2 separate regions of the Homo sapiens genome follow, and region 2 is linked to region 1. A link is a loop called in an ENCODE intact Hi-C map of the cell type or tissue named here. Cell type or tissue: MCF 10A. All regions are shown on one strand. Each heading gives the region's core, and the rest is flanking DNA. Links, peaks and the distances in the headings are about the cores only.

Region 1 (16,262 bases), core at 5,567-13,566:
AATATCTGCTCTGCACCATTTACTCCTTAGGATACTCCAAGGATTTCCTGAATCAAGGAACTCTGCACTACTACTATCTTTTCAATGTCAGTGTCCAACACAAATATATTCAATATAAGGTTTTTTAAAAAAAATAAATGAGAAAATGAATGAGCATTAAAATTCTTAAGCAAACAAAACTACAGACTACTTGAGACCAACACTTCTCTGGAAAATCTTGGACTTGCAGTCACTAGAATCAAAGGATTTCATTGATCTGTATTTCTGTAGATAAAAGGGAAATTGCACAAAGAATACTCACCTTCTTGTCCTATCTATATCATCCGAATTTAGCAGAGGTGCTTGAAATTAACCTCCGATATTAAATAAAAGACCCTATTTGTTGTGCTTAATTCTAGAGTGTCACTGTCTATTAAGATAGCACTAGACACACGTGGCTATTTCAATTACTTAGCATTAAATAAGATTTGAAATCTGTTTCATCAGTCGCACTAGCTACCTTTCAAGTGTTTAATAGCCACATGTGGCTAGTAGTTACTATATTGGACTAAGAAGATATAGAGCATTTCCAGCATCACAGAATTTTGAACAGATTGCTCTGGAGCTCTGCCTCTCCACCACACCTAAATGTAGGTGTGGCCCAGTTATTCAAGCCCAGTTATCCTCTGCCCATCCTTATATGAGCAGAAATTTCTTTAGAATAAATTTCAAAAACTAATAATTGGAATGTATACCCTATTTAAAATATTTTGTTATTTTCTCTCACAGTCAAGGCATTCCAGATTTTACCATTTGGTATTGAATTTCAGTGAAATTATAAAAATCTACCCTTCCCACTTGATATGAGACTTCTTATTTGCAAATCAGCGGTGAAGACAAACACATATACATGGGTAAAGGGATTCACAGACTTTTCTACTCTTTAACATTATTATTTTAATAATTTCATAAATTTGCATATTTATATTAACTCAGCTAGTTAGTAGCATGATTCAGGCATTCCAATTCTTAAGCCAAGACTCTTTTTCTACACCATGTTGCCTATACATGTTCCATCTAAAGAGTTGGGAAGTCAACAGTTAGACCAGCATATAGCCATGTCTATGACTTCTTGCAGCTTTTTTTCTTTCTTTCTTTTAATTGAGATGGAGTTTCACTCTTGTTGCCCAGGCCGGAGTACAATGGTGTGATCTCGGCTCACTGCAACCTCCGCCTCCTGGGTTCAAGCGATTCTCTTGCCTCAGCCTCACAAGTAGCTGGGATTACAGGCGCCTGCCACCACGCCCAGCTAATTTTTTGTATTTTTAGGACAGATGGGGTTTCACTACGTTGGCCAGGCTGGTCTCCAACTCCTGATCTCAGGCGATCCACCCGCCTCGGCCTCCCAAAGTGTTGGGATAACAGGTGTGAGCCACGGTGCCCGGCCGACTTCTTACAGCTTTATAGCTTCTAGAGAGGAAATACGAGCTCATGTGTTTTCTATATTTCTTGGATTTTCTTTTTCAGACTGCTATTGTCTGAAACAACGAAAAACTATGTAAATACGTTAGACTATTTATTTTGTTAGGACATATTCCTAGTAGTAGAACTGTAGGGCCCAAGGATATGCAATTTTTAAAGACTTTGCTACACATTGCCAGCTTGATCAACTCCCCACCTGCACCCAGTGTACACTGCTATATGATAGCAGTGTATATGTGTTCCCATTTTCCAGACTTTTCCTAAACCAGACATTATCTCCCCCTTCCTCCTTTTGCTTTCCCCTTTAAAAAATAGTTGCTAATTATTAAAATGACATGTGTTTAATTTGTAGATATTTTTAAAATTAAAAGGGAAGTGCTTTTTCTTACAGATTTATGAGACCTCATTACATAACATGGATATTCACTTTTTCTCTTTCATATATGTTGCAAATGTTGTTTCTAATTTGCCATTTATCTTTTTAATTTTGTATATAACATATTCTAGAAGGAGTAAGTTTTCATATTACCATTCCTTTATGATTTTTGTCTTTGAGGTCATCCTTTTCTATCATAAGTTCTATATTTTCTTTCACTACTTTCATAGATCCATATTTTATACTGGAATTGCCAATCCATCCAGTATTTTCTTTCATGTCAGGGATGTGTAGAGGTAAGTAATTTTTCTGAGTAAATGTTCCACCAAACAAATCAAAATTAACAGGTTTCAGATATAAAATATTGTTTATTTAAAATAAATAATTAAAAAATTAAAAACAATTAAAATATTGAAATGGTGTCTAGTGAACATTTCATAACATGTGTGTTTGAGAGTGGGGAATTATTATAGTAATACCACTCTAAAATATCCAGCTAATAATACCATGAAGTGAAGACCAGTTAATTGCCCCTTTATATACTAAAAATATAACTAATTGTTCTTTCCTAGAAATGAGTTTGCATTTTTCCTGTCAGATACTGACCCACACATTGTACAATTCTTGATAAGTTTAATCATTTTTTTTTCTATTTTTTATTATTATACTTTAAGTTTTAGGGTACATGTGCACATTGTGCAGGTTAGTTACATATGTATACATGTGCCATGCTGGTGTGCTGCACCCACTAACTCGTCATCTAGCATTAGGTATATCTCCCAATGCTATCCCTCCCCCCTCCCCCCATCCCACAACAGTCCCCAGAGTGTGATATTCCCCTTCCTGTGTCCATGTGATCTCATTGTTCAATTCCCACCTATGAGTGAGAATATGCGGTGTTTGGTTTTTTGTTCTTGCGATAGTTTACTGAGAGTGATGATTTCCAGTTTCATCCATGTCCCTACAAAGGACATGAACTCATTATTTTTTATGGCTGCATAGTATTCCATGGTGTGTATGTGCCACATTTTCTTAATCCAGTCTATCATTGTTGGACGTTTGGCTTGGTTCCAAGTCTTTGCTATCGTGAATAATGCCACAATAAACATACGTGTGCATGTGTCTTTATAGCAGCATGATTTATGGGTGGCTGGGTCAAATGGTATTTCTAGTTCTAGATCCCTGAGGAATCGCCACACTGACTTCCACAATGGTTGAACTAGTTTACAGTCCCACCAACAGTGTAAAAGTGTTCCTATTTCTCCACATCCTCTCCAGCACCTGTTGTTTCCTGACTTTTTAATGATTGCCATTCTAACTGGTGTGAGATGGTATCTCATTGTGGTTTTGATTTGCATTTCTCTGATGGCCAGTGATGGTGAGCATTTTTTCATGTGTTTTTTGGCTGCATAAATGTCTTCTTTTGAGAAGTGTCTGTTCATGTCCTTTGCCCACTTTTTGATGGGGTTGTTTGTTTTTTTTCTTGTAAATTTGTTTGAGTTCATTGTAGATTCTGGATATTAGCCCTTTGTCAGATGAGTAGGTTGCGAAAATTTTCTCCCATTTTGTAGGTTGCCTGTTCACTCTGATGGTAGTTTCTTTTGCTGTGGAGAAGCTCTTTAGTTTAATTAGATCCCATTTGTCAATTTTGTCTTTTGTTGCCATTGCTTTTGGTGTTTTAGACATGAAGTCCTTGCCCATGCCTATGTCCTGAATGGCAATGCCTAGGTTTTCTTCTAGGGTTTTTATGGTGTTAGGTCTAACGTTTAAGTCTTTAATCCATCTTGAATTGATTTTTGTATAAGGTGTAAGGAAGGGATCCAGTTTCAGCTTTCTACATATGGCTAGCCAGTTTTCCCAGCACCATTTATTAAATAGGGAATCCTTTCCCCATTGCTTGTTTTTCTCAGGTTTGTCAAAGATCAGCATTCTTATACACCAACAACAGACAGAGAGCCAAATCATGAGTGAACTCCCATTCACAATTGCTTCAAAGAGAATAAAATACCTAGGAATCCAACTTACAAGGGATGTGAAGGACCTCTTCAAGGAGAACTACAAACCACTGCTCAAGGAAATAAAAGAGGATACAAACATTCCATGCTCATGGGTAGGAAGAATCAATATCGTGGAAATGGCCATACTGCCCAAGGTAATTTACAGATTCAATGCCATCCCCATCAAGCTACCAATGCCTTTCTTCACAGAATTGGAAAAAACTACTTTAAAGTTCATATGGAACCAAAAAAGAGCCCGCATCGCCAAGTCAATCCTAAGCCAAAAGAACAAAGCTGGAGGCATCACACTACCTGACTTCAAACTATACTACAAGGCTACAGTAACCAAAACAGCATGGTACTGGTACCAAAACAGAGATATAGATCAATGGAACAGAACAGAGCCCTCAGAAATAACGCTGCATATCTAAGTTTAATCATTTTTGATGACAGCCTCTATCGCTTATTGAACAAAACCAAGATATTTTATAATAAAGTCTGATAATAACATACCAAGCACCTCTATTCCTAGTGACTTATAAATGCTATTAACATAATTAATTAAATTTGAGGGTTAATTTCTGAGAATCATACTACCCATTAGTAATTTCCACTTTCCTTCTAAGAGCATTGGCCTTTTACTACACAAAGAGGCAAGAGCTTTCTAATCTATCTTATTCTCCAAATTAATCATTATTGTCGTTATCATTATCATCATGATCATGGTACCATTACTTTCTTTTTCATTTGAAAAGTCTTAGATTTCTAAAAAAAAAATCCAATTCTTTTCATGTCAAAAATTACATAGTGGTCAATAATAAAATTCACCTTAATAAAATCGGAGGTTAAAAAATAACTCCTAAAAATGGAGTATCTAGATGATATTGAGTCATCATTCATTGGCTTGATCTTCATCTATTTTAGAAATATTTTCTTGGAATTTAAATATCATTAATTTTTTAGCAGAGGCTATACTATTTTACTCAATATGGTTGTTTTTTAACATGTTAAAAAACTGTTAAATATCTGTCTCCTTAGTAGAGGTAAATGTTTGCAGATAATTATCTATTGGTCTATGACTCTAGGCAGCTCTAGAGATTAAAGCTAAAATGTTAACAAACACTACAAATTATTCAAAATTAACAAGAAAGCATAATTTAAACAAGAGTTGAAACAAATACTGTACAATTAAAACATCCTGGCAAAATTTACAGTTTAAAGCAAGTACATCAAAAGTCAATTTTGCTTCTTAAGAATGAAAATACCAAAACAACTATAAAAGAATCTTCCATCTTGTGATCTCTGTTAAAATTATTTCAGAAGTTTTTGTGTACATATGGTCTAATGTCAGATGAATAAAGATCACAGAAATTTGGGCATATCTTGGTTTTTACACACTTGTAGCTCTAATATCTAAGCTGGCTGGTAGCCCATAACTACAAAGACTGAGACAACCTCACTGTAGATTTTTTTTCATTTTATTTAATAGAAAGGAACTATCTATACTTTATCATGTATTTTAAAGATGGAATAGTGAAATAAAAATACTTTTTAGTAATTTCCCTCATCCATACTACTCTCTTCTCTGACAGATACAGATTTAACCCTTTCCAGTACCGGCGGGAAAGAAAAATGCTTGGGTAAGAGATCATTTACACTTTTATCTTTACCTTTTGTATATCTTTTCATTTTTTTGTCTCTCTCTGTGTCTCTGTCTTGCTTCTTCTTTCCCTCTTTTATTTTTCTTTTAATAAAACATAACACTTTCTACCTCAGATATTGTCAGTTTCAATAATTTCATACTTTAGAATAGTTTACCAGGTACCATCTTTCACTGATTTTTAGAAACTCCCTATTCTCTAGTAGTAACAACTTATGTTTATGAAAATATCTCATGTTTTGAAAGACATGGTCATAGCTCATTTGTACTCAAACAACAAAGGGAAAAAGAAAGGAATAAATTCAGATACAAGCATGAACATTTACAATATTAGATGCTATTATAGTACTTTTGATATCTGTCATCATGGAAACAGTTCTCTTTATTTGAAATCATGGCAAATAATTTTTTTGAATAATGATTATAATTCCTTGCTTAAACTTAGAAAATGGCTTGGACATATGGAAACTAGAGAGATCAAGGAAATAGCGACGAAAATCACAGAGCATAAATAAATTTAATAAAATCTAAGTTTTCCTTTTGTAAGAAAGCATGCTGTATGAACAAACTTGGGAAAATTTATTGGCTTTTATCCTAATTAGTGCCAATTAAGGGCACATAATTGATTTTAGTTCACTAAGAAAGTATTTTTCAAAAAGATTTTCCTATATCTGCACTTTTTCAGGTGGACAGTGAATACACTAGAATAACAGTAGGGCTTTGCTACTATTTAATTAGGTTTTATTTCTAAAAGCTGCTAAGACAGCTTTGTTCTAAGAGGAAGGAAAGAAGTTGCATTAAGTAAACCCCTGGCTAAAATTAGAGTAAATCCTAATATCTTATGAGAAAGTCAAACATCAAACATCAAACATCAGTAAAAGCCATGAAAAAGTAATTAAAATAAGTTATTATTAAAGAAATTGTTCTCCTTTAACTTGCTCTGTGTGTACCAAAGCCTCCCATTTTGAAACAAGCTGCCAGGGTGATATGTAAACAACGCATGAGAAGGCGTCTGCGCTCTGGGAATTGATGCTCCACACAGCCACACTGAATTGTTTACATTCAGTTCCTACCAGCCTCTAAGCAAAAGAGTTCATTTTGCACTCACCCATGTTGTATTTACTTCTATTTTTAAATCCTGTATCACACATACAGCCACAATGCCTAAAAGATTAGAATGCTAATAGAAATAATAGATGTTTTAAAAAATATAGATAAAACCGGACTATACATGTTAGATGAGGCTCGCAATAATATGATGAAAGAAAAACAAAAGCTCACATACAATAAACACACTAGATAACTTTGCTGGAAAACTTTGTCCTACTGCTTAATTTAGTAGAAGAGACAAGTAGCTTTGGACAAATGCCACTAATAAGGTGTCCTCTAAGAAAAGCGGACCATTTTCAAAAAACAAAACAAGAAAACACTTTGTTCAGGTCTACGCTGATTTGAAGACACCAGTTATTGCATTCTTATTACTTCCTTTGCAGTTTTCTTTCTTTGACTTACACACACACACACACACACACACACTCCCACACACACACACTGCCATAAAACTATAACATTTCACAACATCTTAGACTTTCAAATTAAAAACAGCTGAAACCGGAGGTGGAGGAGCTAGGAGGGTGGGCAGGAGAAATTTATCGGGTGCCCATGTGGGGGTGGGGGTGGGGGCGACAGTGAAATTCCACCCAGCAAGTTATGCCACTGCGACAGAAGTCAGAGAGTTCAGTTTCATAGATTCAATTGTACCTTACCTGGTTTTGTAGTTAAATGCACCAACATGCCCCTTAATTCTTCCTCTGAAGTACTACATATGCTGAAAACTATAGTATTTGACCTTACACATTTCCAAACAAACTCCAAAGTAACCTTTAACTTCAATAAAAAGCTGTGTTCATTCTTCCCCTTGTGCTCAACACACAGCAATCTAATACACCTCATCATGTGGTCCGTTACCATGGTAGCAATGAATCCAGCTGCTGAAATACAAAAGACTGACAAAAAGTTGCTTTTTTCCCCTCCACCCACCCTGACAAAGTCAGATTTTTTTTTCTGTATGACAAGTCTAATTTGAATATGCTTCTCTTGCTGACTCAACTTCATGAACAAGAAAAAAATAACAGAAGTATAAGAATAAAAGGTTTCCCAACTAACTAATGAAATATCTCTATGCATTTTAAGTCACCATTAATCTTTTGAAATACTGATCATTATCTACTACATCAGCCAACTAAATATTTTTAAATGTCAGTTACTAACTCAATAGGAAATGCAGCAATAATCCCACAGCTCCTTTAGAAACATTAAAAAATGCAGTAATGTATTCAGTAAACACAGATGCTGAAAACACTACATCAGTGTATGAAGGGCTAGTTTCAAAGTGCTTTTTTTCTAGAGCAAACTTCTAATCACAGCTTAGATGTGGGAGGTAAAATTCTTCATTTTCTTTTCATCAAAACCCTGTGTTTAACTGTTATTTAAACAGATTTCAGTTCTTTTAAAATTTATCATTTAAATTTAAAGCAGGCAACACAGCCTGCTGGAATCGATCAGGCTATATTTGCTGAGGTGGGGAGGGCTCTATATTAAGAGCAGCAGTCTTGGATTTGAAACGATACAAACTCTGAGCAATCCTGGGACTCCCCAAACCAATGGCTATGTAGTTAGGATTTAAGGAATCACCTTCAGCGCATTACCAGTCCTTTAGGGAAAAGCTGAAGGAGTCCCAGGTGACTGGAGCTTCCCCGCTTGCCAGCATGTCAGCATGGTCCTTCCTCCCACCATGGTACATTAATCAGCCAGTGGGTGCCCCCGTCCTCCAGGGATGGCTACTTCATCCCTCAGGCCTCGCATAATCACTCTGCTCTTGCACAACCTTCCTTATTTCCCAAACTTAGCTTACATTTCACAATAATTTGTTTGCATATCTATCTTCTCTCTTTAGAGATGGACTCCCAGAGGAACAGGAACATTGTCTTACTCATCTTTCTCTACCAAGTAACCATCAAAAGACTTGGCACTAGGTAGGGCTACTTCTTCAATGGATAAAGATGGCATCTGAAAGCTTTCCCTCAACTCCTCCAGGACTGTCTTCAGAGCATGGCTTGCTGTGGTTAAACCCTTCAGAGATCTGCACAGAATTTTTCTTAGTACATCACATCACAAAGAGAGGCAAGGCAGAGGAGTTCTTAAGAAGAGCAATTGTGGAATCAAGCAGATGCGGATTTGAAATCTGGCTCTAGCCCATACTACTTTTGTGATCTTGGATAGGTTACTTAACCTCTCTAACCCTCAGTTTACTCTTCTGTAAAATTCCTACTTTAACAAGGAATGGAAATGGATTAAATGAGATAGTCCAAGGGAAGCACCAAGCTTGAAGCATACTAAATGCTCAATAAATTCTGGCTAGTATTATTTAGTCAATATGTGATTTTTGAACAAGAGGGACCATGAGAAAGCTGACTGGCACGTGACTTCCCTTTGCTGAATAAACTGTCATTTTCAACAAGATGTGCATTAACAATCCTATGTTTCCTAACATAGGTTTACATAACAACACAGCATAAATATAGAGACCTTTTTAGGCAAAGAGCAAGGGCTGCTTGCTCCAACCTACAAACCAGCTAGGAGCAACTGATCAGTCAGAAGGTTAAGCATATTTCTAGTATGAAATGGACTGTGGGAAGAATGTTAAACATGGTAGTTAATTTTTTTCATCTTTAAATATGGAAGAAAAACACAAGTACAGCAGTTCATTGTGGTATTCATTTTGGATTCTTAAAAAATGGTCTATATGTTATTTGTTAATGATACTTTCTCAAATTAAGATGAACTGTAAAGAATCTTCATCATAAAGGGCTTTAAAATATAAATTATATACATAGATTACATTTCTAGTAATTAACCAATATTGTGTCAATAGAAGCCTTTACAAGGTCACCTTGATCTCTAACAAGTACTGTAAACTGCTCACCAGTGTAGACTTTTAGCTGCTTCTCTCCATCGTAATCAAATTCAGGAAATTACCTGACACCAAAGCCAATGGTATAGGAAAATTAGCATTAAAATCCCTTTGAAGAATATGGTACAAAGAAGCAGCCAGGGGTTAAAAAAGCCTGTGGTAGAAAAAAACAATTTTATTTTTCATTGCAGGAAGTTACCAGAAAGAATAAAGTGAATGTTGCACATTGCAAGATTTCTCTATCATTAAAAAGTAAGTAAGAAAGAAAAGCCCCACAACAAATCAGTTGGGATGATTAAAATAGCTTTGGCACTGCTCCAACCTTGAAAAATCCTTCAGCGCGGTGACTCATGATGATCCAATCCAAAAAAATGTGTGAGGCCGACCAGGCAAAAAGGCAAGGAGCAGCTACACCGGAAAATTAGCACTCCCTAATCCTCTTCAAAACAGTTGATGAAGGAGAGACTATTTGAATAATTTGAACCCCAATTTGAATAATTCATACCTATTCTCATGTGTGGCTGGCTGAATAGAGACTCTCACTGACTGCATTCATTTCATCAGGAGTGTTTACCTTGTACATTTTTTTCCCCTGGAGATTGGTTATGTGGCCATTACACGTATCTAATTGTTTTTCATTTTGTAAATGTAAGAGCTTATCATTTATCTAGTTAAGGTACACTGTTACTAGAGCATTTAATATGATTGATTGCCAAACAGAAGGTGCATCCTTTGTCAGATGTTAAAGTGACTGTTGATTCTTTAACCCCTAGGGAATACGACGCCAGTATATTTGGTTTCACAAAGTTTTAAATCCCCTTTTGCAAATGTTAAAATTAAACTTCCCCCTCATGTGAACAAAATATGCAACATAATCTGTGCTCTTGTGACCCACTTAATTTCATATGAAGAATTCAATCACTTAGAAAAAGTTTTTGAGACATAGGTAATGATGCTTCAGAAGGTACCCCAGGAAGTCAATTTGCCAAATCCTAGTCCCATAGAAGCAGGAGGGAGCTTCAAAGTTATATGCTTCACTGCCCTCTCTTCAGATGTGAGAGCACCTAATTTCCTACAAACTCAAGGTAACAACATGGGCTCAGAAGTCACGCGCTTAAATTAAGCAACATGGCTGCAAAAAACGTTGATGGCCAATGTTAATGAAATTAAAACAAGCAAAACAATTTGAACCTCTGAAAATGCAATTTTCACATCATAGTTAAAAATTATTATTTATTTTTTCATACCACAAAGTGCTTTATTGTTAGGGCACTGGTTTAAATTAAAAAAGAAAGTGTGTTGACAGCAACAAAAAAAGATTGTGATCTACTGAACAATTTTTGCAAGCACATTGTTTCTTGGGCCACTTTGAGCAGCTGACCTAAAAAATATTAATCGGATTAGTATCTATTCTGCTCATAAAAATTTCTTATGAAAGAACAAGTCTGTTGCAAGCCATCTCAATTTATACAATTTAATATCAAGATATTCTATTTTACCCTTAAGATATTTCAAACATGCACTTTTCCTTTGAATTGTAACAATGGGGCTATAAATAATAAGGATTTCTTTATGTTTTTCTTCTGTGAGTACATCACAGAAAATATCCGTTTTTAAATAACACTATGAAATTGATGGCTCCATATCTTACAGATAACCTATTGTGAACTCTGAATCATTTTGCCATATCATTTTTGGAAATTTATCCTCAAGCCTCTGTTTTTGTATTTTTTCATGTGTTTAAAAATTATAATTATATACTTATATTCTGAATGTATTCTTAGTGAAAAATACGTTGGTTTTTAAACTTAATAATAAAAACTTGTAACTTTCCATGTTCTCATGAAAAGATAATGTTACATGTCCATTGTAGAGAAGTTGAAAAATACAGAAAACATTTGTGAAATAATATTAAAAGCACTTATAATTCAACTATCAGAAATAACAAGTATCAACATTTTGATGTATTTCTTCATACATTAAAAATTCATGGCTGGGAGCGGTGGCTCATGCCTGTAATCCCAGCACTTTGGGAGGCCGAGGCGAGTGGATCACCTGAGGTCGGGAGTTCAAGACCAGCCTGACCAACATGGAAGAACCCCGTCTCTGCTAAAAATACAAAATTAGCTGGGCATGGTGGCGTATTGCCTGTAATCCCAGCTACTTGGAAGGCTGAGGCAGGAGAATCGCTTGTACCTGGGAGGCGGAGGTTGCGGTGAGCTGAGATCACGCCACTACACTCTAGCCTGGGAAACAAGAGCAAAACTCCATCTCGAAAAAAAAATTCAGAATAATTTTGAATATTGCCTTTTCACTGAAAGACAGACATGTAAAATAAGCACACTATGGTATTATACATTCTTTGAAAATACCTTTTAATAGTGGCATAAAATTTTAACATTCGTATATATCAGAATTTATTTAACTATCCCTTACTGCTAATATATGTTTAGTCTTTTCCAGGTTTCTAATTATAAGCAATATATCTTTGTATATAAATTTTTGGTTATACCTTGGGTTATTTCCTTAGAATAGATTCCTGGAAGTGGAGGGAGATTACTGAGTTTGAGTTAGAAAGTCTAAGAACAAAATTTAAGAATTGGCAGAATCAATACTCATAATTTAGTATTATACCTCATTTTATTGATTTTTATTTATGAGGAATCTGAGGCTTAAAGAGGTGAAATAACTTGCTTAAAGTTCCAGCATGAAATTACTCTAGTGCTAGAAAGGAAACAGAGTTCTTTGTGAGTCCACTTTGCTTTTTGTAATTTTACCATGCTGATTCTAAATGGCAACTCATCTCTGAGGGCTTCCCTCTCAGTTCCAGTTTGATGTCATCTGTGAAACCCCATGAATGTGTTCTGGAGTCCAAGTCAGGAATGGTAGTTACTTTGAGGTGGGTGATGCTGTTTTGTTTGTTTGCTTTTTATTTTTTTTTTATCAGGGACAACCCACACGGCAGTATATCTAAAGGCACCTTCTATTGGTGGCAAGACAGAATTGATACTGAGGAGTAAATATTCTCCCAGATCAAAATCTGTTCTGTGGGAAACAAAATGGAAAAATTCCAAAAGAGCTGAAGGGTCAGGGTGCTCATCAAGTTAGTGAGCTGAGATTGATATAAAATTATTATGGCTCTTTTATGGCCTCTGAGTTCTTTTATGGCCTTTTAGTACGTTGGGGTAGAAGAAAATCCATGTGCTTTGAGTGGAAGACTGTCAGGTAACTCAATAAGTACCTGTCTGGTCGCTCTCTGTGACATTCCCATATCCTGTAAACCCAGGTGTGTTTGCACAGCCATGACATCTCTATTTGATGGATATATTCTCTCTCAGCTAAAGGGAAAAGGGAAGGACATTTCTGAAAATTAAGTCTACCTGTGAAGTCAAGAAAACAGGCAAATTCCTGAGATCTCACTTTTAAAAGAATTCATTTTCTTAGTCTGGATACAAAGATTTAGAGATTATTGTTTCTTAGTTTCTTCTGTGTGGCTTATTCTGAAATGAGATGTACTGATTCAGTACCTTTGAATTAAGTGCTTTCTAAAAACAGTTAATGAACTAGGTGTAGTCAAAGAAATATAAATGGCCTACAATCTAGATGGGGAGATAAGAACATGGAAAAAGGAAATACTAACTGTAGCTATAACAATATATGAGAAGGAATATGACCAACTGATTTGAGAGTAGACAGAGAATTTAATTAGGTCAGTTTAGGCAGAATGTTAAGGAGGGGAAAAATCACCCAGTCAGTGTCCCCTGAGTTTAGAAAGCATTTGTTTGGGGGATATTAGGTGTATTTTCCCAGATTCTTTTACTTTGTATTCAGGGACTTGGAATACATCAGCACAGTACACATTCTAAAGCTCTATGGAGAAATGCCTGATGTACTCTAAAAGCATATTCAGTGACCAAGATGAGATGTAGGAGTGACAGAGTGACTCCACTTTCTCCCTTCCTTCCTTTGTAAGGCTCCCTGGGGAAAGGACAAGTAATTATGTAGTCAGTGGGCAAGGGGAGGGTGAACTATAACTACATATCAAGTAATATGTGTGTATGCATCATAGATAATGGGATGGAGAGAACTGGGAAGCAAATGCGATGTCATGTACCCTGTAGACACACAAAGTTAATTATTGATGACATTATGATAAAAAAAGAATATGAGAAAATAAAGCAAGTTAGAAAAAATTAAGGGAAGACTGTAGAATAAATTATTATGGTAAAACAAAGATTAAGAAACAGTTTGAAAAGGATATAAGGTGATTTGGGGGAAAGAAAAAGAGAAGCATATGTGGTTCAAGAAAACACATAGCAAAATTCCCAAGAAGGGGAGAATAGAAAAGAAGGAAATACTGAAGAAATGCACACTATTGTGGAAATTGTTTGACTAAACTGAGACAAGCAACAAACGAATATTTGGAATTTCATTCTATACACTTAAATGAATTCCATTATTGGAATGAATAAAAAAGGTCCATCTAGTAATTGAACAAATTTCATATAAATTGACCCAAAATATAAAGATAACAGGCACTTTGAACACTTCTGGGTGTCTGTGGTGGCAAATACTCTGCCAGCAAGGACTGTACATCTGATATTTCAGAGATCCCTGGAGTCAATCTGGGAGGCATGCTCCTTGTTCCACACTGGTCAGTTCTCCATCAGGCCACTGCATTCTGTTTGGAGCCTCATAGTGACATGTGAAAGGGAGAAACTGGAAAAGGTAAGATGGTGAACAATAAACAGGAAGGAAAGTGGAAGAGAAGCCTGTGAGGGAGGCACTTGACCATTTGCAAGTATATCCCAGTGAAAATAATGGTGAATAGATGTTCTTCGTTTTTTACTGAAGCTACCATAGTACGTTTTTGCCAGGCGAGACATTAGGAAGAACCTCCTAATACAGCACCAAAATTCTGGCTTATAAGTATACAAGTTAGGAAGACATTAACATTCTATATTATTCATCAAGGACGAATTTTCAAAGGATATTAGCCACTTATATTTGTAGTACATGTAGGAACGCTCTACATCCCAGTGATGACCAGTTTTGTATTTAAATTCTTCTATACATACATACAGAGCATAGAGAAACCCGACAATCCACATTCAATCCTGCGGTTGAGCTTTCCTAACCATACTGTTATACCTGTAGCAACCATATGTAAAGAATGAACATAAAGACTATTTTATCTGTTTCAGACTTTATGACATCCTCAGTACACACTGCAGACCAATTAAACAATAAAAGTTAGCAAAAATATTTTCTAATCCTTTATAATCCCAACAACCACAGTCAACATCTTTATAGTTACCATTTCCTATCTGTCTCTATGTAAATATGCAGGTTGGGTAAAATGAATTGTTACCTTTAAAACTGTCTATTTTCCAAGATTCTAAGGAAGGCTACAGAGTTCATGGCTTTATGATTGCTCTTTTTTTTGGAATAAATTTTAATAGGTGTATTGCTTATATATAGCTTAGTCTGGAAGACAGAGGTGGAGGAAAAAGAAATTAAGCCACTTTATGTAAAAGAGAAAAAAATGCTGTGTTTATTATGGGTGATATAGGTGGAAAATTACAAGTTATTAATTGGAATGGGGAAGGGACTAGGGGCTAGATCAAGGGAGAGAATAGGTGCTGAGGTTCTGGACGTGGGGATAAGGTCCAGGTCAAAGCAAACGCCTTCCTGTGGGGGAAGCAAGTTCTAAAAACGGTGGCCCAAGAAGAAACGCCAATGGATTCTATTATTAGGATGAATAAGAAAGGCCAATCTAGCAGTTGTCTTATGAAGGGCAAGACTTACAGTTTAATACTTATGCTGAAGACTAATTTTAATGATTTCTGACTTGTATCGTCTCTGTTATTGTGAAGATTTTAGGAAAGCTTCGGGAGCTGGCCGCAGCTTCACGTGATAATTTAGTCTGTGTCCATGCTTGGAATGGGCTATGAGGATAGAATGTCACATCTGAGGTGATTTGGTGGTATCTCTGACCTTTCTGAGAAAGTGACATTTGAGATGACACCTGTGAAAAAGGAGGCGAGGGATTTCAGGCAAAGGGAGACCCGAGTCCGTGAGTAGGAGGAAGCCTGGTGTGATGGAGGAATGCAGGAACAGCAGTGTGGCTGGAGCACTGTGCAGATGGGGACAGGGTCACACAGGGACCAGGACTTTGAAGCCCATGTTAGGGATTCTGAAATTTATTCTCAGGGCAGCACAAAGCTTCTGAAGAATTTCAATGATAATAGTGATAAAACACAACTTTTGTTTTTAAAATAACACTCTGTCTATGGTGTGAAGAGTGGATGGGACAGAGGAAAGGGTGGATAGTGAAACGAGTTTGGAGGCTGACTGATGATGCTGGACTGGATGCTGACAATGGGGACAATGACAAGCGACACATTTGAAACATATTTTGAAGGTAGAATGGACAGGGATCAGTCACAGATTGAATGTGGGAAAACGAGTGAGAATAAAGTATTTAAACAACCTCCCAGCATTCTGAGATAAATGGAGATGCCATTTACTTTAATGCAGAAGCTGGCTTGGTGCAGGAATGCGCTGAGGGAATGTAATGAGGGGAGAGGTGTGTGCCAGGAACAGTTTTGAATTTGAGATGTCACATAGGCTGTGTCTGTATTAACCTGAAGCTCTGAAAATAGGGCTTGGATGCAGATACACATGTGGAAGTTGTAGGTAGAGAGGAATTTTTTTTTAAGTCCTGGGAAGAGAAGAGACTGCACACATCGAGATCATGCCTAGGATGCTGCCCCAGCTCAGGGAGACCTAGGA
Region 2 (16,262 bases), core at 3,823-11,822, 100 kb after region 1:
ACATTACCCTTTATTACAGGGTCCACACTGTGGGTGCCAGGGCCCCTTCCGCTGAGGGTAGGCTGAGACTCTAGCCCGGGCTGACCATATGGCCTCCTATGAGTTCATTCTCCTTCTGTCCCCTTAATCTCAGGTTGAGCATTTGTACAGGATCCCTGGGGGCCTGGGAGACCTCCTTGGCCACCATCGCCCACTGTCCTATGTGCATGAGAGCATCACAAGTCAGTAGCAGTGAGTTAGGTGGTATGTGGGTCACCTGGCATGGCAGGTCTGGGCCTCAGGTCCCAGCCAGCAGCTGCAGGATCCCAGAGGTCCTAGGCTCAAGGTCCAGGCACGCGTAGATGGTGGGGAGTGAGGTGTGCAGGCCAACCAACAGGGGTTGAGCCAGGGAGGCCAGGTCCCCGTTGTTGCCCAGGTCCTCCCAGGCCAGCACAGGGAATGTTGTGATGTCCTTGCCAGCCGGTGAGCTCACGCGCGGTGGCCCGTGTCAGCTGGCTGCAGTTGAGCAGCAAGTGGGTGAGGAAGGGTGCCGCCCACAGAATGCACTCATAGGAGGCCAGATGGTCAGCCTGGGCTGGGCAGGTGGACAGCCATCAATGAGCCCCGTGAAACACAGGCCCAGTGCCACCAGCCCAGCTCTGTGACTGCCCAGGTAGCATGTGATGTGCTGCACGCCTGCCCAGCGAGATGCCCGAGACCCCTCTGCCAGCGGAGTCTTCTGGAAACTGCTCTTGAGATGAGTGACCAGCATCTCCACACCTGCTATATCTGCCATCTCACTTATTTTTCAGTGAGGTGAAGTAGCTCCTCCATGGCCACACACAGCTAAGGGGAGAACCAGGTCCCCAAACCAAGAAACTCTGATTCCTGACTCCTGAGCCCACATGGTTTAGTTTAGTTTTGTTTTCCCCCTGTGCCCCTTCTAAGATTGATTCTGCTCTGAGTTTTACCCCTGGTGCTTTTTATTTCTTTAGCAAAGAGGTGCTACAGAGTATGCCTGGAGTCTCGGGTGCCACTTTTCACAGTTACACACCCCCATGTCCTTCAAGAATACATGATTCTTCTGAACTTGTTCCTTGCTTAAGAGTAACACAAGTTCTAAAGAAAGAAATGAGTTCATATGAATAAAGATTTATAGGGCTCAGCACCTGAGACTGGAGGAAACTTCTGAGACCAGGATTTAATCACTCTCTACCTGTTAAATTTTCATTACAGGTGAATGAACCTGTCTAAAAAGCTAAAAGGGATTTGCACTAGAGTTGAATGGTACTGTTTCCTTGGTGTATTAGAGATGTACACTCACAGATAAAGGTTGTAAGCAAATAAACCACACCAGCTACCTCCAAAAAATCCAAGAATTGTTAAGATCCAAGAGAATTTTTTTTTGTGGGAGTTTAGATCTATATTTATGAATTTTATATTTTTTCTGAGCATATGTTGTATGCATTTTATAGAAAATTTGCACAATACAGGTGAATACAAGAAATAAAATAATCTCCTCTTTCTCAAAATCCAAAGTAATTGCAATTAATGTTTCTGTCTTAGCCTTTTCTATCAAGATATCCACATAATTCTAATTAATTGCATAATTTGTGTCCTGGTTATGGTATTGTTACATTGTGACATCAGCCTTTCCCTATGTAATTAACACTTTTCATAGACATTATTTTACTACATGTAATAATCTGAGCTCATCAATTCTTTACATGGATTATCTCATCGAATCTTTTTAACAATCCTAGGCAGTAGCTCTATTATTGTTCCAATTTAAGAGATGAGAATAAAAAGTTAAATAAGCTATGCTGAAGTCATACAGTTTACAGGAAGGCTTTTGTTCTAGATCATTAAAGAAATGGACAACAGCCTAAATGCATAAAAGGCCACATATTATTTTACTGAGTGGATTTATCACAGTTTTCTTAAGTATTTCATTTTCAAGTGTGCACTGTTACTTATGTAGTTCTCTGCACCCTTTCCCAGATCCCTTTGGATCTATACATTTTTTAAATGTACCTGAAAACAAACTGTACATGCTATTGGCACAAAAGATAAGTTGACAATATACCACACTTCAAAATCATGTTCCGTATGCTCAGTCATACGGAAGTCATAAAGTCATAAAGTTTCTGGACTTTAAACCAGAAAATTTGTGATTTATACTTCCATTAAGACTGATTTGTTCTGGTCCTGGATAATTACTTAATCTCTCCTGCCTCAGTCTCCTTAGATGTCAAAAGATTTCCATGAGAGAAACACCAGCTCTTGGTTGGTTTGACTTATCCCAGTTCTCATAAACACAGCCTCACAGGTGAAATCTTCCTTAGCCTATAGAAGTCTCCTCACGTACTTGACTAGTGGCCTTGGTTGTAAGAATAGGACAAACTGATGACATAAACACATTGTAATCAGGCATGACCTTATTGTTTAACTATTCTGTCTAGATTCCTCTGATGCAAACTCCAACAAAATTAAAACTTGCTGAAAATAAAACTCAATACAGTAAAATGTGACCTGACTGAAAATAATATATATATATATAGATCTCGGCAAAAATGGAGGGAGGATAAGAGGATATCGCTAAGCTCTTTGGAGAAAATTGGTCTCAAAGTGTCCCTAAGAATTGTTATTGTTTTTATTTATTATTCTCAGCTAATTAATTGGTTTGTTAATCATTCTTGATGGTTTAGAATTTTACTTCCTATTTTCAAAATGGCATATTTCATTGTTAAAACATACAAGACAGTGCAAAGTAATGTTAATTCACTAAACATTATTTGCTTGATGATGAGAAACAGTAGAACACTAGACAGTTATCACGTGAGTCCAAAATCACAGGCAAGTAGACAAGGAAGGAATTCCACCTTCATGAGATAAGGGTTATAAAAGAGAAAATAAAGGGGACTCTGCAAAGGTATGAGTCAAAACAAATTTTGAAGACAGTAGCTATATCAGGCACCCAAAACTGGATCATTAATACAACTGAGCATTCAAATTTAGCTTTAAGAATTGAAGCAGTGGCCAGGCGCGGTGGCTCACGCCTGTAATCCCAGCACTTTGGGAGGCCGAGACAGGCGGATCACGAGATGAGGAGATCGAGACCATCCTGGCTAACACGGTGAAACTCCGTCTCTACTAAAAATACAAAAAATTAGCCGGGTGGGGTGGCGGGTACCTGTAGTCCCAGCCGCTCGGGAGGCTGAGGCAGGAGAATCGCTTGAACCCGGGAGGCGGAGCTAGCAGTGAGCCGAGATTGCGCCACTGCACTCCAGCCTGGGTGACAGAGCAAGACTCCGTCTCAAAAAAAAAAAAAAAAAGAATTAAAGCAGTCAAAACAAAAAGGGAAACTGATAGATTATATAGTTTATCTTGTACAATAAAGAAAGCTTACAAGCTTGTCTTGAGTGATAAACTTTTTCCTGGCATAATCCCTATGAGAATTGTGTGGGCTTAGCTCCTTATTCTGAAGATAGCAAGTAGCATTTAGCACAAATGTTACTGCAGTTGTTCAAAGTCATTCTTTATTTTCCCAAAGTGCCATGCTTTATGGTAAACTTGAGCAGTAATCAAGACCACAAAATTAAATAGTTACTCAGTAATGACATTACATGTGTATGAGGGGGCAGAGAAAGTGTTAAGCCAACGTGCTCTAGGTCTGAGATCCAATATACAATAGCACTTAGAGAAGGTATCTTGGCTATAGCACAGCCAATCCAAGGTTAAATTTGTTGACAGCTGTTAGAAGTGCTGATATTCTGCATGGTTGATTGAAGAAAGATCTATATGTTTAAACAGCAGGTGAGAAGGCAGCAGAGTTGACATTCTGATGGGAAAACTGCCTGACTTTTATTCTCACAAAGAGATGGGTCACCCTAATACATAGAGATGGATAAACTTTTTTTTTCTCAAAAAGGAAAAAAGAAAGAATTCTGAATCTGCTCTTGTGATTTCATAAGTCCCATGAGGCATGATTGAAGCAATTTGGGCCTAGAAATTTTTATGAATAGTTCTCACCATTGCACTGCCTGAATCCATAAAAAAAAAAAAAACCTAACGAATACTTTTGTCCCTTTTGTCAAATTTCTGAATATTTGAGTAGAAAGACATACTGATGGGTGCTCCAGGGTATTAAATATTTCAAGTAGATGAACAAATTGACCTAATAGGATTATTTAGTATTGTTTATTTGAATAAAGGATATGTCTTTTATTTTTAGCACTGCTAATTTAAAATCTTTCTTCCTGGCAGCAGTTAGTAACAGACAGCTACTTATTAAGACTACTCCTGACCGTGATAGCAAAACCATGTCATCATAGGTCAGGCTGCCTATCTTTATGTAGGCTTGGGCACATAAGCATGCTTCCAATTCATATAAATACCAACCCAGTTACTTAGATATATAAAATGAGGAGGACATGGCACAGTTCTTTTCGTAAGATTGAAAATTATAATTGAGTCTGTCAAAAGAGTAGGGTAGCCTCATCAGGGATTGGAGAGACCTTCTGGGCTTCCCTTAATTGGCATCCATCATAGCAATTTAAGATTCAAATCATAGGGATTTGGAATCCTTGCCACTTCTAGATCAAGCACTGTTATAATCCTCTGTCTTGCATTTCACTACTGTATCTATTAAACAGAGCCATCAGTAGAAAGCCTTCCTCACTGAGTATCGAAATGCTACCTCTTTGGCCTTTTTCTTAGTTGTTGTATGCAATTCTGTATCTTCTGATCTATTGACCCTGGATAAAGTGGATTGTGTGAATGCATGGGAAACAAAGTACCCCAATTTCCAGCAAAACCCAGAACTTTGAGTGTTTGTGGAAGACTGTCACAAGATGTCAAGAGGTCATGAGAAGAAATCAGGAACCCTTCAGGACAAACACCTCTCTCTGTGTTATAAGTGCTGGTAACAGTAACAAACATTTTCTCCCATGTCTCCTAGTATGTATTTGTAGTATTGGGGAAGGGCTGAAACTATGAGAAAATCATAAAATGTAGTCCATTTTTTATATATTTATTTAGAATGTCTGCTTTGGAACAAGTTTGGAAAGTATTCAGCTATATCAATTAGATTTCTACAGAATCAAAGTAGAAAAAATAGGGGAGCTCCCCTCAGTGGTCAAAATATTATTCCATCTAACTAGGCATCATGAAATCTGTTACATCTAACATTTTATGAGCAGACTATTGCAATATTCTCTTTCTCCTCAGTCTGTATTCTTGCCTTCTTTAAAATCACCATCCAGAGTGATCAATTTATGTGAAATACATTTCTTGAAACTCTTAGTTTAAATAATCTTTGCTACCTACAGCTGCACTTCTCAGTCAAAAAAGATTTGTAATCATAGAGAATTCTAAGGACACAAACAGTATTTCAAGGGATGAGAGCTATTGGATAAAAATGGTGCATCTTACTAGAAATGTGGAGAAAAATACTTTTATGGTGAATGAAACAAAGATTCATTATGAAGTAAAATGCAAATACTTGAGAATTCAAAGAACTGGATACAGATGGGAGGCCATTTTGAGCTATGGCTTCAGTCCCTTTCGTGGGAATGTATTCATTTTATTTTTGCTTTGTTTACTTTGTGGGAGGGGTTTGGATTTCGAAGCACTAAACCTCCAAGGAATAGAGACCAAACCCCTTACAATGACATGAAAACCCTTCCATGTCTGGATATCTATTTACCCCTCCAAATTCATCGCCTTTCATTTTAGCCTCAGAGTTCACCCTATTATAACACCAAACTGTTGGGTATCTCCTCTGCACACCATGCCCTTTCATATCCTTGCTCATGCTAGTCCTTCAATCCTGAAAGCCCTTCCCATCTTTCCTTATCTAAATAACTCTTACTCATCTATTAAGATCCAATATAAGCATCACCTTCTTCTGGATGTCTTCTCTGGGCACCTTTATACTGTCTATAACTTACTACAATTTAACTAAACTATCACCATATGTATGTGTCTTCCCACTGGGCACTGCATTCCTCAAAGGCAGGGACTTGGCACTGTGTAGGTTGTTTAAGACTTCAAATATGGAGTATAATGCTGAGATTCAGGAATGTCTTACTCCAATATGCATGTTATTGATAGTGTCATTTTGATACGAGTCTTGGTTGTGAAATGATTATAAAAAATAGACACATTGCTAGTTTCTCATTTTTTGTTGTGAAATATTTTTGTTGTGAAATAGTCAAAGAACATAGTACATTAAATGTTTTCTTTTATTTGTATTTTGAAAATATATACCATCATATGAGCTAAGAGACAACATAGACTTTATAATGGCAAGATATAAATTTGCTATACTGAAGTTGCAGCTATATCAAGTAGATTTCTAAAGAAATAGGTAAAAAAAATAGAGCCCTCCCGTTGTCAAAATAATGCATGCAAATACCCAGTTATTTACTCAGTATTTTTCCCCTCCACAGAACTTATTAAACTCCAAAGTCTTCCTTTTATAAAACATCCCTGATTTGATTACTTTCTTATATCCCTATCTTGAAGGTCATTCATAGTTACTAACTGAAGTGGATTTTTTTCATTAATAGTACATAAATTGTTTTTTAACACTATAGGAGAATAGATGTTTATTTAAATCATTTAAATAAACCACAGACAATAGCAGCCCAAATCACCCACTTATCAATGAGAGATTTTGGGTAGTAGTTGGAATTTAACCATGTGAAGGCAATGCTAAATCCTGTCCAGATATAAGTAATTTAATTATTTGTACTGCAGCCATTGAGAGAAATGTTGCTATTTATTAAAACCACTCAAGGTAAAGAAAGGATCCAGTCAACCCTAGCTGTGTCTGCTACTTCTGCATTGCCCTTAAGCATGGAGTTGTGTTTTAATGTGTATATTCCTAGACTTGTAAAAGCACTGTGTGTGTGTGTGTGTGTGTGTGTGTGTGTGTGTGTGTGCCTGAGTTGCAATTTTGATGGTTTGCATAAGAAATCTGTTGGCTTCTCTTCTAGAAAATGCATATCTAACTAAGCCAGGCAGCAGCACTTTCATTTGCTTCATCCCTTGTCATCAGATTACCAGTAATGGTTTGGCAGAAAGCCTGGAGTAATGTCTCTGCTTTGAAAATTGTCAAGCTCTAAAATTTACCCAAATGTTGCAACACTGATTGGTGGAGGGACTTTGTTTTGTTTTAATTACATTCTTATATTACCTTATTAGAAAGCAAAGCTTGTTTAAAAAGCTCAAACACACATTTGGACATGTGGGTCCATACATTTGGTATTCAAAATAAGTTTTTGTTTTTTTACAAATATAGAACAATATATTTAATTATTATAGTTCTAAACCCTCAAAGACCACCTCCAAAAGACCCATGATTATTTATTTTAAAAAGTTTGCAGTAACAGTGGGAAAATTCCAAGAAAAAATTGTATGCCCTATAATTTAATTTCTTACCCAGATTTTTTTTTTTTTGCTGGTTTTCTAAATGTTTGAGACAAAGAAAATGCCCATTGTTTTTCCATTTTGTAAAATAATGTATGCAGACTTATCACTTGGATGTTTCTAAGTTAAAAAAAACAAAAGACAAATCCAGTTAAGTTGGTATATATGAATGACCTTCAAGAAATTCAGCCTATTGTAAGAAATGTTATGGGTAATTCTCAGAAAGCATACTCTCTGAGAATAAGTTATGGCCTAAGACAAAAGTTGGCATTTCGGGAAGCTACATTGTGTCTTTGAGGCCACTGGGGTACCATATAGGAAACTGGAGCAATAATTTACTCTTGTGCAATGAAAAATGTAATGTAACTTGCACACCAGGATCCTCTGCCTCATTAAGTTAAACATTTCCCTCATGTCCTTTTTAAAGGAGAAACGGTAGTACTGTAAATCTAAGTAAGTTAGATTTATGTTCTGGTGTCTGGCAAACAGCTACATAAGATATTTTTCAGCATTCCAAATGTTCTAGGTGCTAGGCAGTTTCAGAATATGAATACAATTAACTTCATAATTTGACAAACAAGAAATGGAGTTCTGCTGTGGGGCTAGTCAAAGAGTTACAGAGGAGCAGCCCTGCAATGCTGAACAGAGATCTTCAGATCCTCTTGCTATAAAATTTTAGAGGAGTTGCTGACATCATTATAGCCTCTGAATCTTGTTATGGCCCTATGAATAAATATAAGCCAAAATTAATTAAAGGAAAAAAAATGTGTGCTAAGAATTTATGCTACCCACAGTTTTGACTGAATAATTTCTCTTTCTATGGTACAGAAAGAAGTTATATTTCCCAAATTTTTTTTAAAGTATTGATTTATCGCTTATTTTGAAATGATGGGAGAGGAACTGAAATTGCTAATGAATGAAAAGCAGGATTATCTTCTCAGAGTGGACAAGTGATGAAAGGACACACACCCGGTCACGCCTAAGCCACCTTAATATTTATGGGTGAACCTTATATCTAGGATTTTCTTTGAATGGAGTTGCTGGTAGTATAACAGTTCACGGAACAATTGCTTCATTTTAAATGGTCATAACACCTCACAACTATAACACATATTTAGGAACGTGGACATTTTGTTTTTGTTAGTCTACTGCTTTTCTTCTTGCACAGAAAAATTCCCATACATGATAACTTTAGTAGAGCGTAGAGCTTTTTTTTGAAACTCAATAATTTTTTTCTTTTTAAGCTTTAAAACTTCTGAACTTAAAGGAAACTACCAAGAAAAACTACCAAGAAAAAGAAGTTGAAGATGTTGAAGTTGAAGATGACCTTTCTCTTCACAAGGTCTTCATAAAGAAATAATAAGTCTAATAAATTTAACGATGTGTGATCATATTCTAAAATGAAATAACAGTTTTAGATTTTTGAATGAAATAGGTAAAATGGAGCAAATCACTTTAGAGTTCTGCATTCTGAAGAACACAACCAATCTCCTTACCTGTGGTGTATCAAAGATAATATTCCTCAACAGTATTAAACAAATATTATTGCAAGCTCTGTCAATTTAAAGTTTGATTTCTGTTGGTGTTGAAAATCAATGCCATTTAACAAGACAATGAAAACCGAAAAAGGTGAAAAAAAAGAATACAAATGTATTTATTACCATTGAACTCTACACTTAAAAATGGTAAAGATGGTAAATTTTACATGTAGATTTTAAGTGAATAAAAACTGCTAAAAAAAAAGAGAATGAAAATAAAGTGCCAAATACTAAGGATACTTATAAAAGTCCTTTAAAATTCTTAGCTTTATATAAAAGTATTACATGAGCTGCAATATTATTGCACTTTTAATTATTAATACAATGTACTAGAGGTATTTATTTTATTTTTATTTTTTAAATGGGATTTTTTTTTCCTTTCCTTTCCTTTTCTTTTAGAGACAGGGTCTCACTCTGCTGCCCAGGCTGGGGAGCAGTGGCACAAACACTACTGCCTCAAACTCCTGGGCTCAGGTGTTCCTTCTTCCTCAGTCTCCTGATTGGAACTACAGGCACACACCACCACGCTCAGCTAAATTTCTTTCTTTCTTTCTTTTTTAAAATTAAATTAAATTAAATTTATTTTTTATTTTGTATTTTTTTTTTGAGAGGGAGTCTCACACTGTCGCCCGGGCTGGAGTACAATGGCGTGATCTCGGTTCACTGCAACCTCTGCCTCACCGGTTCAGGCGATTCTCCTGCCTCAGTCTCCTCAGTAGCTAGCATTACAGGTGCCTGCCACCACGCCCGGCTGATTTTTTTATTTTTAGTAGAGACGGGGTTTCACTATGTGGCCAGGCTGTTCTCGAACTCCTGGTCTCCTGATCCGGCGGCCTCCCAAAGTGCTGGGATTACAGGTATGAGCCACCACGCCGGGCCTCTTTTTTTGTTTGTTTGTTTGTTTTTTTTTGTAGAGACAGGCTCTCACTACATTTCCCAGGCTGGTCTTGAACTCCTGGCCTGATGATCCTCCCATGTGCTGGGATTACAGACATGAGCCACCGCACCACTCAGCCTTAGAGGTTCTTGCAACCAGAATTACCAAAGTGTGTTTTGTGGTGTTGAAATGTGATATATCTCTATCTATCTATGTATCTATCTATAATTATAAAGTTCCATAGTCAAATTACACTGGAAAACACTGGGTTAAAGAAAGTCAAACATATCCCTTTAGTGTAGAACTTTTATGCATTCTTAATGCAAATGTTTACCTAAATCTCCAAGAAAGGGATACGGTATACAGCATGTTCCAAATTCATTTGATCCAAGATTCTTATCCCAGCCCTCCCCACAATACACACATAATATTTCCTAAAATTATTGGCTTCCAAGGACACAAATTGGATTTGCTGATTTAAATGACAATTCAAAGGACCTTAAAATATTGGCTTAAAAATTTTCAACTCTTAAGTGTCTCAATCTTTGAATTCCTGAGTTTTATCGATTATAGTTAGTGCTTAAAACTAAATGCTAAGCAAAGGGTAGAGTACCAATAATATAAATGCTATTCGAGACTATGTATTTCTAATATATAATATACATCACCATTCCTCTGTGCCATATTCCCTGAGCCTAGGCCTTTTACTCTGTCTACTGATTAAAGTGGGGGCTGAGGATTAGAATTGTATTCAATTTCCTTTTTCTCCATTTCTGTACTACATATGAGCAGTTCCTAGAGAGGAGAAAGCATTAAGATTTCACATTTACTTTCTGCATTCTGTAGGAATTGCCCCAACGGAGTCTCCTTACACTTCCCAAAACTGTTTATGGGCAGGACTCCCTGAGTGGTAAGTGTAAGGATAGGTAAAATCCTAGAATTCCATAGTGGTGGAGAAGCTGGACAGAAAAGGTCACAGACATGGAAATGGTAAAGATTTAGACAGCTGAAAAGTCTCAGTGGAGATAAGAGCCAAAAGATGTAAACAGGCAATAGACATTAGTATCAGATCGCAGGTGGCGTACATTTACCAAGTATGGACCTGTTCACAGATATATATGACTTTAAGTCTAAATCTGTGTTACTAAGGGAGTTTTAGGCTGCCTATTATCCAATAGTGTAGAAATTCCTCAGAGCTCTACATAAATATTCCAGTCCTTTCTCTTTCTAAGCACATGGTGAGGTAGGAGGAGGGACTTGACTCCAGACGCTGGGCTCAGACACTGGAAGGAGTTGAGGACTAGCTAAAACAGGGCCAGTATGGAAACAGCTTTCCATAAGACATGCTTAGCAGTATGCCATGTCAGTTCCCCATTGCTATGGCAACACCCAAAAGTTACAACCCCTTTCCATAGCAATGACCAGTGACCTAGAAGTTACCTTTCTCCTAAAAATTTCTGCATAAATCACCCCTTAATTTGCTTATAATTAAAGATATAAATATGACCACAAAACTGCCTCTCAGCTGCTACTCTGGACACTCTATGGGGTAGCCCTGCTCTGCAAGGAGCAGTACCTCTGCTGCTGCTGTACACTGCCACTTCAGTAAAAGTTGCTGTCTAACACCACTGGCTTGCCCTTGAATTCTTTCCTGCCCTAGGCAAAGCCAAAAACCCTCCTGGGCTAAGCCCCAGTACTGGGGCTCACCTGTTCTAGGCCAATGGTAGGATCATATTATACTTCCCATCCAACTGAAGTTAGGTGTGGCCACATGGCATGCTTTGGCTAAGGGAATGTGAGTATAAGGAAAATGGGTCATTTCCAGGTGAAAACAGCTGTGTAGAGAAGAACCTTCAGCTAATCTGTGGTGGCTAAATTGTATAAGTGAGAAGGAAACCTGGTTTCTATATGTCACTGAAATTGAGAGTTGTTTGTTACCTGAGGAAACCACCCATAGTATATCTGGAACACTTCATATGTCTACATCTTAGTTTTATCATATGTAAAATAAATGTCTCTTACCTACAAAATAACTTCAAACATTGGATGCATCTGGGAAGAATTGCTACATTTATCTGAGGTGTTAAATATCTTTTGGTTAGTAAACATGATTCTTCAAATATGTAGAAATGAACAATCTAAGACCTGGAAGTTCATATGCATTGGAAGATAAATTTCATTCAAAATTATATCTTGTAAAAAACTAATTAAGGCATCTGTATTCCTGAACTGTGATTAATTCAGTGAATTCATTGTTTCAGCATCTATAAATGTGTGAACTATCACACTATATAGGAATGAGTACAAAAAATAAACTGAGACTTAAAAAGAAAAATAATTAAAGTAACTCTATTGCTCTTTTTAAAATACTTAGAGGTTTACAAAACTTTCATGATTCAGAGTGTCTGAGTCATCTTTACATCATTTTTATTTTGCAAAAATGCCAAGTCCAGTTTTATTTATGCAAATAAATGTGTTTCTATTTTATATTAAGATTTAATTAAATATGTAATAAAAAATACACATTTGACTTAACTTTTTTTCAGAATTTATTCAGCTCTCTTTAAGCTCTTCTGTTACATAAGTATCTCCTAAACAAGAGATTTTTTAAGAATCTCAAGACTATCCTCTAACTTAGCTTTCTGAGAAGAAAATACTAGTTGTTGAGAAAGGCAAAATGACTTTTTAAATATGTGTGGAGATTAAGACAAATACATTTAAAATATCAATGAAAGATACATAAAGAAATTTGTTGGCTGGACACGGTGGCTCACACCTGTAATCCCAGCACTTTGGAAGGCTGAGGCAAGCAGATCGCTTGAGGTCAGGAGTTCGAATCAGCCTGGCCAACATGATGAAAGCCTGTCTCTACTAAAAATACAAAAAATTAGCTAGGCGTGGTGGCGGGTGCCTGTAATCCCAGCTACTTGGGAGGCTGCGGCAGGAGAATTGCTTGAACCCAGGAGGTAGAGGCTGCAGTGAGCTGACAGCTGTACTCTAGCCTGGGCGACAGAGCAAGACTTTGTCTCAAAAAAGAAACAACAAGAAAACAAAACAACGACAACCAAAAACAGGTAAAGTCATGATTTTCCTACATTGCTTCTGTAATAAGAAAAAGTAAAATGAAGGGATATGGAATTTTTCAGGTTTGAGGGTTTTGTTTTCCCTTTTCAACAACAAAAAAGAAAAAAATTGTTAATTAAATTCATTGTTTTAACATGATATCCTTCAGTACCAGTGTCCGGTGAAGGGGGTGAATAAGTAATTTCATTGTCTACACAGTTAGAACAAAAGGTAGGAGTTCAAATTATTGAATTAATGAGAAAAATGAGTTCAGCTGTTTGGAAGTTATGATTAGAAATCAGCCATTATTCAAGAGCTAGTTTAGAGTTCTTTTATAGATGAGGCAAAAAAGAAAGGCCAATATCATATTTTCATATTTTGCGATGAAGAATTCTGGGATCTCAAACACTGAGTTTGAACATTTCATTAAATTCAAAGATGTTTTCTGAAGATACATTTTCTGAAGATACATTCTGAAGCCCCACCCATACTGGGGCTTTTCTCTTTGTGAAGGTAGGAGTGTCCTGTATGAGAAATAATATAAGCCAAGTTTCTTATTTATCTAAATCTCAGAAGTTGGCGTATCAAAGCCTCACAATAAATGTGTAAAAAGTTTATAAGTGGTCCAAAGAGTATAAAATTAATTAAACATCCTTGGAATTAATAAGTTATATTTCCTCTTCCTCTGGTTCCCATCAACTATATTCAATGTTTAATAAACAAATACAGTTTTTCTTTGCTTAGCATAGGCTTTTAGAAAGATGATATTCAAATTGCACTTCAAGGCCTTAAATTTTTTTTTTGAGATGGAGTCTCGCTCTGTCACCCAGACTGGAGTGCAGTGGCGCGATCTCGGCTCACTGCAAGCTCCACCTCCCAGGTTCATGCCATTCTCCTGCCTCAGCCTCCCAAGTAGCTGGGACTACAGGTGCCCACCACCACACCTGGCTAATTTTTTTTTGTATTTTTAGTAGAGATGGGGTTTCACCGTGTTAGCCAGGATGGTCTCAATCTCCTGACCTCGTGATCCACCCGTCTCGGCCTCCCAAAGTGCTCAATTACAGGCGTGAACCAATGCGCCTGGCCAAGGCCTTAAAAATTTTAAGAAAAGTTTTCCACAAGCTTTCACAATATTGTATTACATAAACACTCAACTGCTTTCTTTGTAGCACCACACTGTGATTTGAAAACAACCCAGTGTTTTCTAATGGTTGAAATTGAGGTTGTATGCAATGAGATAATTTTCATTTAGTTGTGCCTCATTGACATTTTCCCATTGTGCTATTTAACATTCTGGACTAGATTTGTTGAAATATGTCAGTTTTCCCACTCTATGACTCTTTTGATTATGAATCTCTCTGATAATAAACAGCTGACTCACCATACTTAAATTTCTACTCTCTTGTTGTCACAATCAAGTTATACATCACATTTGGTAAAAAAAAAAAAAAGAAAGAAAGAAAATAGAGAATTCCCTTTCCCCAAGACAGTGACAACAGCCAAATAAACATGTTTTTACTGACTCCACTTGACATACAGGATTACTAATGATCATTATTCTAGACAAAGAGTCTAAGGTCAAAAGAAAAAATGATGTTTAGAATGGAAAAGAATATATTAACAAAACAAATTCCTCAGAAACAAACTTCTTCTGAATAGTCATCTGTTCATTTCTTAAACATTTTTTTGAGTGGTTCCTGTGTGTCAGTGACTGAGAATAAAAAAGCGAGTAAGACACAAGCCACAGCATTAGGGACTCCCAGAACAGTGGGTGAGCTATACACTTAAAAAGAAAGTACAGAAAGTACAGTGAAGGTGACTTATGAGGTCAACCCTAAAGGAAAAGTGGGGTTTTCCCACAAAGGAGAGAAGCAATAGGCATTCTGGGGGGGCGGGGGGCGGTGGGGAAAGGTAGACTAGCACAGAGCTAAAATAGTATACGGCATATTGTGGAGGCAGCCATTGTATGTGATTGAAGTGTTGGTGATAACCAGTGAAGCAGTGGAGTCAATGTTTGAGAAACAGATCGAGGCTTTGTGATGGACCTTTTAAGACATACTAAGGACACTAAGCTTTATTTTGAAGGGAGTCATGAATCACTAAAGATTTTTAAGTAGGGGAGCAATTAATTGAAGTCTATAGTTTTTAGAAGATGGGTATGTTGGTTTCAGCAAGTGTGTATGTAGTGGCAGGGTGAGGGTGTGGATGGAGCTTAGAGACAGGAGAACAACTGGAAGACCATATAATAGCCAAGTTAAATGATGAAGACCTGAAGTAGAGCAACTGCAGAGAGAATGGAAAGCACGGGATTTAAGAAGATTTTTTAAATGTCTTAGTACTGGATATAGGCCAAGAGAAACCAGAAAGAGTCAAAATCAACTTCTGAGAGTGAAGGATGCTTGTGGGATGGATTAGAGGTTAAAGAAATTGCCAAGGAAAGGGGCCAGCTAGGGACAAATAATACTGCACAGCCATAAAAAAGAATGTGTTCATGTCCTTTGCAGGGACATGGATGAAGCTGGAAACCATCATTCCCAGCAAACTAACACAGGAACAGAAAACCGAACACCACACGTTCTCATTCATAAGTGGGAGTTGAACAATGAGAATATATGGGCACAGGGAGGGGAACATCACACACTGGGGCCTGTCAGGGAATTGGGGGCTAGGGGAGGGATAGCATTAGGAGAAATACGTGATGTAGATGACGGGTTGACGGGTGCAGCAAACCACCATGGCACATGTATCCCTATGTAACAAACCTGCACGTTCTGCACATGTATCCCACAACTTGCGTATAATTAAAAAAAAGAACTGTTAGGTGGTGTTGACAGCTCAAATAAAGTCAGAAAACATGAATCTTTCAATCAGCATGCATATGCAATTTTCTCCAAAAAGTTTGAATATATCAGGTCACAACTAAAAAATAAAATCAGAAAAGTTATCTGAAATCATTAATGATATCAGCAAACTTTGATATGTTCTCTAGAACGAAGAGTGTAAAAAGAAACAACTATAATAGCAGTAGGATGAATTTCCATTTCTGGTAACAGTAATGAGAGAATCTGGACTGATATACCCGATGTAATAAGATATTTGTATGTATTACCTGATGTAATAAAGATATTTGAGATATAAAAACAGTAAAGAGGCTGGGCATGGTAGCTCATGCCTGTAATCCCAGCACTTTGGGAAGCTGAGGCAGGTGGATCACTTGAGGCCAGGAGTTCGAGATGAGCCTGGCCAACATGTTGAAAACCCGACTCTACTAAAAATACAAAAATTAACCAAGCATGGTGGCATGTGCCTGTAATCCCAGCTACTTGGGAGGCCAAGGTACGAGAATCACTTGAACCCAAGAGGCAGAGGTT

The links. Peaks named below come from ENCODE experiments on the same cell type or tissue, not always from the same donor. Only the 100,000 strongest peaks of a DNase experiment are listed, where the experiment ranks them.
Region 2: a loop joins it to region 1, with 4 times the contacts of the local background. A loop is called at or near these places in 7 of 110 quality-filtered maps.

Annotation. Positions count from the first base shown.
Region 1 is chr18:34,701,444-34,717,705 of GRCh38, reverse strand. DTNA (dystrobrevin alpha) reads right to left here and starts at 7,408. Exons shown (of 23, transcript NM_001386795.1): 1 at 7,261-7,408. In MCF 10A, for the core only: no CTCF peak of the experiment used is centred there; DNase peaks (open chromatin) are centred at 8,405 and 9,805.
Region 2 is chr18:34,596,298-34,612,559 of GRCh38, reverse strand. It overlaps a transcript of DTNA not described here. Among named protein-coding and RNA genes, the nearest start is that of DTNA, 110 kb to the left of the region's middle. In MCF 10A, for the core only: no CTCF peak of the experiment used is centred there; a DNase peak (open chromatin) is centred at 7,059.